3 separate regions of the Homo sapiens genome follow, and all the other regions are linked to region 1. The links are chromatin contacts, found by Hi-C or POLR2A ChIA-PET in ENCODE. All regions are on one chromosome and are shown on one strand. The core of a region is the stretch at or near the end of the contact, and the rest is flanking DNA. Distances in the headings are between cores, read along the strand shown. Region 1 has its middle 19 kb from the start of MYL12-AS1. Region 2 overlaps DLGAP1 (DLG associated protein 1). Region 3 overlaps DLGAP1 (DLG associated protein 1).

Region 1 (3,079 bases), core at 395-2,894:
CAGCATGGACTCAGGTCCAGGGGAGATAGCTATAAAACGCCTCTCCGGGTCCTATCTGTTTCCTCCCCTCCAGCTCAGCCTTGTTTCCATCTCTGGCATAATCGTAACTGTGCTTATTTTATTGATCTGCTTAAAGCCAGATTTGAAAAATTGAGAGAAAAGTTTTGAAGATTAAAAACAAAAAAACTTAGTTGTTTCTCGACTGCCTTACGTTTACCTGACACACTGTTCTGTTTCATCTGTATTATTTGTGAAGAGTGTTGTGGAATCCAGTAGTGGAAGACACCTGGGCCAAGACTTTGTTTCTTTTTGGTGTCCAGTAAATATTATTAATGATGACGATGAAAACTTTGTCTACTTAATATCTCCTTTTGAGAACCACATAGTGACAATCTCCTAAGTTGATGGTTGATTCTGTGGCCACTGCAGTGAGTGTGTGTGTGTGGTCACATAGTGAAAATGCACTGAGTATTCACTATGTACGAAGCACGTTACACAACTGCCCTTTGAGGTAGGTCTTTTTGGGTTTTTTTTGTTTTTTTTTTTTGAGACAGAGTCACTCAGGCTGAAGTACAGTGGCACAGTCTTGGCTCACTGCAACCTCCACTTGCAGGTTCAATCAAGCGATTCTCGTGCCTCGGCCTCCCAAGTAGTTGGAATTACAGGTGTGCACCACCACACCTGGCTAATTTTCGTATTTTTAGTAGAGATGGGGTTTCACTATGTTGGCCAAGCTGGACTCAAACTCCTGGCCTCAAGTGATCCGCCCGCCTCAGCCTCCCAAAGTGCTGGGATTACAGGCATGAGCCACCGCGGCCGGCCTGAGGTAGGTATTGTTATCCCTGTTCTACAAATGAAATGTCAGGGGGCAAGGAAGTAACTTCCCAAAGTTACACAGGGAATAAGCAGTGGGGCAGTCACCTGAGCGCAGGCAGTTGTGCTCCTCCCAAGAAAGTGATTATGGAAACACCGTCGATAGTTTCTTATGGTCATGAGCCAGTTTTACAAGCGTTTGTGAATTGTGCTTGATCCTCAGAACGCTAGGAAGTGGATAAAGTAGGAATTGTCATCCCATTTCACAGATGAGATTACTGAAGTTACCTGACCTGCTCAACTTTGTATAACTAAAGAAGCTAGAGAAATGTCGAGCTTCTAACCTTTTTGACCGAGATGGGTGCTTCTCATTAAACCTATAATTTCCTAATTACATAATTAGTACCTGTAGCCTGATCAGAATGTCTCACAATGTATATATTTAATACTGTCTATCCTACGAGCAGCAATTATACTGATTTGCATCTCAAAATTGATATGTGTTAAAATATAAGAAACAGAAATATAAAATAAATTTATATTTCTTAAATTATAAGAAACACAGTTTTTGAAATAGAAACATAAACTACTGAAAAATCGGGTATAAAAAGATCCCTTAGAAACATCATCTGGGAAATCTGAATGAGGATGTAAAGATTTATCACATACTAAAATTTCAAGAAAAGGTTTCTTGTATAGAAAAATGATGAAGATGATGGATTGCACATATCACACAGTCTCTTAAGTGGATCTTTTTTTTTTAGAATGGTTGTCATAGGCAATTTTAGAGACAATAACTAGAAGTGTCACTAGGTGGCACTATTGTTCTTAATATAGTACTGTCTTAACCCATTCCCTAATGAATTTGAGATAAAGCAGCCAAATCATGAGTATCTAGACAGCATTATTGTCAGTAATGCTGTGACTTTCTCAAAGTTGTTTCTTAAATAATTGATGAAAAGTCTTACAATTAAATTCATACTATTTCATGAGCCCCAAATGTAGGGAATAATCTCTAGGACTCCTTTTTACAAATATCAATGGCAAATTCCCTTCCCCTTCTCCACCCCTTTTGCCTTTTCCTTCCCCTTCCCCTCCCCTCTTTTTTCCTTCCTTCCTTCCTTCCTTCCTTCCTTCCTTCCTTCCTTCCTCCTTCCTTCATTAATTTACAAGTATTTATTGAGTGCTTGGAAAGTGCCAGAATCTCAGCTTGGCTCCAGTGGCTTTTACACCGAAATAATGACCTTTGTTGAACATGAGATCATAGGCTTTGCACTGAAAAGACCAGACTTCCTCCACTTACTGACTTGAACAAGTCGTTCTTGTTACCATCACTTCAATTTTAGAGATGAGAAGGCTAAAGCACAGAGCTAGTGGTTATGTATGAAAATACTCTGTAAAATTATGCTTTATATAGGAATGCTATTATTACCACCTCAGGAATGTTGAGAACTGTATCTATTATAGTTCTAGATAATATACTCTAATAAGGCACCTAAGCTGATGAAAAACAGGTCTAGCACAAATGACTATGAGACAGCTTCTATTTTTTTTTTCTTTGAGATGGAGTCTTGCTCTGTCACCCAGGCTGGAGTGCAATGGCGTGATCTCGGCTCACTGCAACCTCCACCTCCCAGGTTCAAGAGATTCTCCCGCCTCAGCCTCCCAAGTAGCTGGGACTACAGGCGCCTGCCACCACGCCCAGCTAATTTTTGTATTTTTAGTAGAGACAGGGTTTTGCCATGTTGGCCAGGCTGGTCTCAAAAGGTACGAAAAGTATTTTGTGAGATGCGTATGAATGGGGGTGTTTAAATATAAAACACTGTTCTAACACGTCTCACAGGAGACCAGCCTAATCTTTTACCAGCCGCACTTAACTGCAGTTGATTGTATTGCCAGGACACAGGCTTCCTTTCAGACAGTCATTCTTAATGAACTTGATGATGATTCATATTTCCTCGTGGACACTGGTAACTAGCACAGCGAAAACCAATCTGAGGACCTTCGTCTACTCGCATTTTTTAATAATCCGAGTGTAAATTGAGGTTGGCTCATTTGGGAGGTTGTGCTTACTGTACTTTTTCTCAAGTAATCTTTTATTCAATCTATTTATTCAGTTCTTACTTACTGAAGTGTACATTACATCTGAGAGCCGAGGGTGATAGCGAAACTAGGACCCTACTCTCTGGGAGTGTTTTAATGCCCAGCACTTTGGAAGCACGTAACGAATGTGAGTTCTTATCTGTTACCAGGGTGCCAAACAGCT
Region 2 (3,577 bases), core at 212-2,711, 260 kb after region 1:
AGCAATGCTAGCACTCTGCTATTCTTTCTTTCTTTGTACATGCCTTTAGACATTTTAAACTAAGCCTTCTGTCAAGGCTGAATATATGTGGGATCTGAAATGCTACTCCTAGAAAGTGCAACCATCTTGGTATTTTATGAAATGGCACCCTTTCACTGATGTAAAAACCAAGATGTCTCATTACATAAAATAAAAGACAGATCAAAATAAGGCACGGGCGTGAGGAGACCGAGATCAAGAATTCAAGCTTGGCTGGGTGCAGTGGCTCACGTCTGTAGTCCCAGCACTTCGGGAAGCCAAGGCGGGCAGATCACTTGAGGCCAGGAGTTCGAGACCAGCCTGGGCAACATGGCAAAATCCCGTCTCCACTAAAAATACAAAAATTAGCCTGACATGGTGGTACGTGGCTATAGTCCCAGCTACTCGGGAGGCTAAGGCACGAGAATGGCTTGAAGAACCCGGGAGGCAGAGGCTGCAGTAAGCCGAGATTGCACCACTGCACTCCAGTTTGGGCAACAGAGTGAGGCCCTGTGTCAAAAAAAAAAAAAAAAAAAAAAAAAAAAATTCAAGCTCCCCCAAAAGAGGTTTACTTAGGTTTACTAATTTGGATCAGCTTCCAAATTAGAATCATGCATGGGAGGGCGCAGGCATAAGCATCCCTTGTGCAAAAATTCAGGTGGGAGGAACCCTCCTACCCTCCATTTATATACGGTTAGCACTGTCCTATCACCAGATTTTAAAACTATCTCAAGACAAACATCCATCTGTTATTTCAAATCCTCTATGTTCATCATTCCTTTGCTTAAATACATCATGCTTGAAGATGTCTTTAAAGTAAAGGAAAATAGGATAGGCTTTCTATAAAAAAATTTTCTCTACCCCAAATAATTGTGATGTTTTTCTCAAATAAAATAAAGGGAGGAAATAGAAAATAATGAGAGTGGACGTGTTGTCATCTGGTAACTTCTGAGAGGGCCCAGCATGCTGCCAGCCTCTTTTTAGCACCAGCTGGGCAGGTGCTAATACCTTTGATGGGCTGTCACTATAGGAACCCTGGTTAGGAGTCTCAACAAAACATCCTTGAACTGAATGTGCCCCCAGAAGGAACTGCTTTACCTCCGCAACTGGAAGGTTAGGTCACTCCTTGGCTACTGACCCGAGGTAACTAACAAAGCATGAGCAGTCTCACTAACAATTATGTTTTACTGAGTCTTGTCAAATGGAGGCTGTAGGCTTGTAAGTCCGATGGTTTTCTTTCTGCACACTAAGTTATTTTGAAAAATACATAAAAAGGAAGAAAGAGAGAGAGAAAGAGAAGGAGGGAGGGATGGCAGAAAGAAAGAAGAAGGGAAAGAAAAGGAAAAGAAAAGAAAAAAGGAAGCTGTGAGGCTTATCAGGAGTTATGCCAAGTTTCAGGCTTTTGAAATTTGAAACGCCTGAATGCCACGCCTTTAAAACTCAGGTGTACAGTAAGGAACTATTTGGCTAGGTCATGATATTGTTAACTTGGCAAAGAAAAGAGATTACTTTTCAAGTGCAATTTCAAGGGTGGGTACTGGGCTGTGAGGTACTCCAAGGAAACTTTGAAGAGTGGGGACTGATCCAAAGCTCCTGGGTTGACAAAGAAGCAATGTTTTTTGATTGCCAAAGGTCTTTCCAAGTCTGTGGTCCCTGAACTGGCTGTCAGATGTTGCCTCAATTTTGGCTTTATGTTTTAATATCCTGCTTAGTTGAAAAGGCACAAATCACTACAAGCCCTAAAGTTTACATATTTAAGTCCCTTGCGATCAAAAGAGATCTTTTATAGTAGCTGACATTGTGCTATAAGAGAAAACAATGCTACCTTTCCACTTGCTTGTTCCACCCAGTTACGAAGGCTGTGAGCTTTGATGTGTGAAGCAAGGAAGATTTTAAAAACTCAGAATTGGGTCACTTCTGGAAATGCAAATGGAAACAGAGGCAATATTGGTGGAAAAAAAAAAAGGGGTAACAGTCCTATTCACTGAGGCATTTGTTTCTAGAGACGAGGAGTGGCTCTCATAATATGTCACCGGGGCTTTCCTTCAACACCTCTGACTCAGTCTGTGCATTCACAGATCTACTGGAATGGTAGGTGCCATTCACAGGCATATTTAATGCCAGCATTTTTTCTCTTTCACATTAAGTATGTCCTGGAGGTCTAAATGTTATGTGTAATGTATAAAAGGTATACTAGGAGAGAAGGAGGTTGCTCCACCAACAGAAGATCAGAAAGAGCAGAAACTTTTATGCAAATCATCAAAATACGCATCTGCTCCCATTTCCACCCCACTGATGTAAATGAAAAGATCCTGGCTTTCCCTTTAGGTATACACACCTCTGAACACACAAAGCTTGCTCTAGACATTCACTATTAGTCAATTTCACCTGTTTATTAAAAATTGATAAGGCTGGAGAGTTGATGAGGCAGAAAAAGAGGCCACAGAGTAGTTTGCCATCCCTTTTTCTAGGAAAAGTGTTCTCTTCTGATTTTCTGGATGCTGAAGGAAAAGAGTTCTCGCAGCAACACTGAATTCCACTTGGATGATCTCTAAAGATTTCAGACAGTGGATAAATCATTTGTAAAGGCACAGATGAAAATATTAAGTATACATACACCAGAAAAATAACATCCTGGAATTCGCTTTCCAGAACATTGTTATGAGACCAGTAGCTTCTTTGCATACCCCCAAGAATGACAGTTGTCACTTGTCAGTTTGACACTGTCAGTAAGGAACTAAGGAGTATACAATTGCAAAGTTTCTGCCTCCCCTTAACACTTTCAGTTGTGAAGATGGGCGATGATTGCTTTATAAATTATTACAAATTACATCAGAAATATCTCACTTTAGGAAACGTAGCCGAGTTGGAATGGAGGCAGGAAGCCAGAACCTGTACCACACACTTATTCACACTTATCTCTTGTTTCTGAAGTGGAGATTATGACAGCAATATAGCTACCTGGGAACTATAGTAATAAGCAGAAAGGCAAAATCCAGGACATAGGTCCTAAACTTCAACTAGGAGTCTCTATCTATATGTAACACAACCCTAAAGTTGAGGAAACACTGATGGTGTTGAATCAGAGAACTTACACCAAAAAATGTTATTGTTGTTAATAGTAGTCAACTCCCAAATTTTAGAGACAGAGAGGTAAAGCGACTTTCAATCTGGATCTCTAAACTAGAATACTCTTTTGTTCCCATGACTCCAATTTTTTTTTTTTTTTTTTTTTTGAGACGGAGTCTCGCTTTGTCACCCAGGCTGGAGTGGAGTGGTGTGATCTCGGCTCACTGCAAGCTCCGCCTCCCGCGTTCACGCCATTCTCCTGCCTCAGCCTCCCCCTTAGATGGGACTACAGGCGCCCACCACCACGCCTGGCTATTTTTTTGTATTTTTAGACGGGGTTTCACCCTGTTAGCCAGGATGGTCTCGATCTCCTGACCTCGTGATCCACCCACCTCGGCCTCCCAAAGTGCTGGGATTACAGGTGTGAGCCACCTCATCCGGCCCCATGACTCCAATATTTTTCCAATACATTCCAAGACCTTCAAAGCCA
Region 3 (3,370 bases), core at 146-2,645, 420 kb after region 1:
AGGAAGGCATAAATTGCTACCTTTCTATGGGATGGCAATAGACAAGTTCCCAAGAGAGGCAGCAACAGACCCCTAGGGGAGAGCCTGGCAGGGTTGTGGACTTCCTGCATGCAGGCGCCCTAGGATCCTGGGCTTCTTCCTAGACCCTTCCCTGGGTTTGAGAGACAGGGGAGCGAGGCAGGCTATGGGATCCTATATGTATCATCTTAGAAGTAATCAGATACAACAAGGTAGCTGGCATCTTAGCAAATCACACAGCTGGAAGACTTTAAGTAAATCTCTGTGGGGAGCCAGAGGGCTCAGATCTGGAAGGAGACAGCTGCTGGATGAGGAATAAGTAACAACTGAAAAGTCAGGGCAGCCCAGTGGCAGGCCCCTTACCAGTGGGGTTGAGGAGAATGACAGGCTCGCTCCTGCAGCCACTCAGGTACAGGCAGTTCATCCAGGAAGCAGTAAGGGACAGAGGGAGAAGAGAGAGGACAGGGATCCAAGTCCCAGAAAGGAGTATAAGATGGAGACTTTGTCTTAGAAATTGACATGAAAGCTTACTTGCTAGGACAAAGGCAAGCAAGGGTCTCTGGAGTGTTCTCAATTCTGTGAAGGCAGGATCAGCCCAGAGCTGGTTAAGATGTGGAGCCTGATGGTGCCAACAGGTCATGAGGCCATTCAGGGAAAACAAGGGTTAGGAAGGAGGATGGGGACCCAGGCACATGATGGCACTAGAGGTCCTGAATTCCAAATTCCAGAATCTTTGAAGTGGTGTCAAGATTGTGTCTCAGGATCACCGGATATAGCTGGTCCTTGGGATGGAATGTGGCGCTGTCCTGACAAAAGACCTGAACTTGCCAACTGAGAGCCTTTGATTCACGTGCTCTGAATTTTATTGCATTTACTCCAAATGCCACTGGGCAGTTGTCCATGCATAGGCTGGAGAAATTAATAGGAAGGGCAAGAAAACATGAGAAGTATCATAAAGAAATACTATAAAGGACAAATAAATGAGACTGGTAGTGAACTAGACAGACACAGAAAATAGAGGACAGAAATTCCCAGAACTGCTTCAAGCACGAAAGTGCAGTGGCCCTGATCTCTGTAGAAGGAGGAGTGTGAGGAGGATGTGTGTTCAGAGGAGAGCGAGTGGCTGTTGTCCACTTGTTTCTTTTTAGAAGACGGAGGGATATTTGAAAGTTCACTAGATATGGACACATTCTCTGCATTCTTCTTCTCTTTTCGTTCTTTTTTGTTTTTTGTTTTTGTTTTTTAATTCTAGAAAAGAATTGTTTCTTATTTTCCTCCCGAAGATGCAACCAAATGCCCTCTTTTCTGGAAACATTTTAGTTGCAGCTTCACAGACTCCATTTACGGTTGACATGCATTCTTTCCCCTATGAACACACCTCAGCAGCCGCCAGAGGGAGACTTTCCACACACGGTTTTTGCGAAGAGAATTTCCTTGGAGATTACTGCACCCTACATGATACAAATTCCTCCCCACGTTCCCCTTCACAGGCAGGGCTTCTAATCTTGACAGTTCCCAGAGCAGCAGTCATGGCTATATCAGGCAATTATACCATTGGGAACATTAGGGCTGCTTTGTAAAACCATAAGCACCCAAGAACAGATACTTTAAAAAATGTAAAAACAAGACAGCAGTGACAGCAGAAAGGACACAGCAGCTGAGTCACCTCACTGCATTTCTCCACATCCTAGCCCCTAGGAGGATGCTCTGCGGGGCCCACGGGAAGGGCTGAGTGCCACATGCCAGGGACCCCAGAGGTTGGCAAGAATGGCTTTGCCTAGAGACCATGCTTCCTTTCAGGTGTTGCAGGGAGAGGTGGCAATTCTGTTTCCCACATTAAAGAAAAAATTGACCGGGTGTGGTGGCTCATGCCTGTAATCCCAGCACTTTGGGAGGTCGAGGCAGGTGGATTACTTGAGGTCAGGAGTTCGAGACCAGCCTGGACAACATGGTGAAACCCTGTCTCTACTAAAAATACAAAAATTAGCTGGTGTGGTGGCAGGCGCCAGTAATCCCAGCTACTCGGGAGGCTGAGGCAGGAGAATCGCTTGAACCCGGGAGGCAGAGGTTGCAGTGAGCCGAGACTGCACCACTGCACTCCAGACTCCAGCCTGGGTGACACAGCGAGACTCCATCTAAAAAAAAAAGAAAAAGAAAAAATTAAATTTCATGACTTAGTGAGAAATGGTCATTTTGGGGGTCCATTGCTTGATTTTTTTTTTTAAATCTTCTTAAACAACTCTGAATTAAAATGTCTGAGAGAACACAGTGACTCATGCCTCTCCACTTCCCAGCTTTCCAACTGAGCAGCCCACTGGGTTGGAGGTATCTTGCCAAGAGGGAAGTATTTTTAATTTGGGCTTTATCTGTCACTCAGCTGTGGTCATAGAGACTGGCAGGAATGCATGCAATTAGAAGAAGAAAGAACACCTTTATGATTCCATAATATTAGTATTTAATGCCTTTTGGATGTTTTGGATAGCAGTCTTGTGTAAAGAGACAAGACATGAATACATGCAAAAGCAAATGAGAAAAGTCAGCATTTATAACACTATATTTGGGGATTCCAGAATTGGGTAATAGAGGACAAAAGTGTGCATCTCTAAGGAGTTATTTCTGTAGTTCAGTTCACAAACTGCAGAGTGGAATAAGCTTAGCAGATAGAAATAAGACATTCAGTTTTTTATTAGAAGAGAAACACACATAATTTGGTAGGGCTATTTAAATTTTTGAGTCAAACGAATTTTGTTGGCATGATGACTTCAGCGAACCATCTGCAAGGCTATCTGAAAGGACTCTAAAATAAATGAAGGGATTATTCCAGTTTATTTTGTGGAAAGAAACATTTTCAACTTTTCAGGCTACTTTTTTTTTTTTTTTCCAGGAAACTTCAGGGGGTTAGAATGCAGTTTTGCTTTGCTCTGTATACCTCCTTGTCAACAGCATTGTGCTTGTATGGTGCAGTATTATAGTTGCAATGAGTTATCTGTATTTATCCCTTAAAAATTTGCTGGAAAATATGGAGCTAAACATATCATACTGATTTAGTCGCAGTATAATTCTTCATAAAAGGCTACTCTGCCCAAACCATCAGACCCCAAGGAGCATTAAAATATTGTTTCACCAAGGGCCCAGGACTTAAACACAATTCCAGACTCAAAATGTCATTTTAACTAAGGTGACCATATATCCCAGTATAATAATAATAATAGTAATTATTATTATTATTATTATTTTTGAGACAGAGTCTTGCTCTGTTGCCCAGGCTGGAGTGCAGTGGCTCGATCTCGGCTCACTACAACCTCTGCCTCCTGGGTTCAAGTGATTCTCCTGCCTTAGCCTCCCTAGTAGC

What was found. A loop is a pair of places that touch in the nucleus more often than their neighbours do. ChIA-PET counts read pairs that join two places held with the same protein, here RNA polymerase II (POLR2A). Pooled maps may share reads with other maps.
Region 2: a loop to region 1 is called in a pooled map, with 2.7 times the contacts of the local background. The contact joins two enhancer-like sites. A Hi-C loop is called at or near these places in 7 of 50 pooled maps. POLR2A ChIA-PET finds 5 or more read pairs at or near these places in 3 of 52 experiments (BJ, H1 and activated naive CD4-positive, alpha-beta T cell).
Region 3: a map of HCT116 shows a loop between it and region 1 (4-fold over the local background). The contact joins two enhancer-like sites. A Hi-C loop is called at or near these places in 1 of 168 maps with a recorded cell type or tissue (HCT116) and 6 of 50 pooled maps. POLR2A ChIA-PET finds 5 or more read pairs at or near these places in 1 of 52 experiments (HCT116).

Annotation. Positions count from the first base shown.
Region 1 is chr18:3,279,992-3,283,070 of GRCh38, forward strand. No RefSeq gene overlaps it. Among named protein-coding and RNA genes, the nearest start is that of MYL12-AS1, 19 kb to the left of the region's middle. Within about 2 kb of position 1,645, at least 4 of the 41 ENCODE cell types and tissues checked have a DNase peak (open chromatin) inside an H3K27ac peak, as active enhancers do.
Region 2 is chr18:3,539,935-3,543,511 of GRCh38, forward strand. The region is part of intron 9 of DLGAP1 (DLG associated protein 1); the gene reads right to left. Among named protein-coding and RNA genes, the nearest start is that of DLGAP1-AS1, 52 kb to the right of the region's middle. Within about 2 kb of position 1,462, at least 6 of the 41 ENCODE cell types and tissues checked have a DNase peak (open chromatin) inside an H3K27ac peak, as active enhancers do.
Region 3 is chr18:3,702,421-3,705,790 of GRCh38, forward strand. The region is part of intron 7 of DLGAP1 (DLG associated protein 1); the gene reads right to left. Among named protein-coding and RNA genes, the nearest start is that of DLGAP1-AS6, 51 kb to the left of the region's middle. Within about 2 kb of position 1,396, at least 5 of the 41 ENCODE cell types and tissues checked have a DNase peak (open chromatin) inside an H3K27ac peak, as active enhancers do.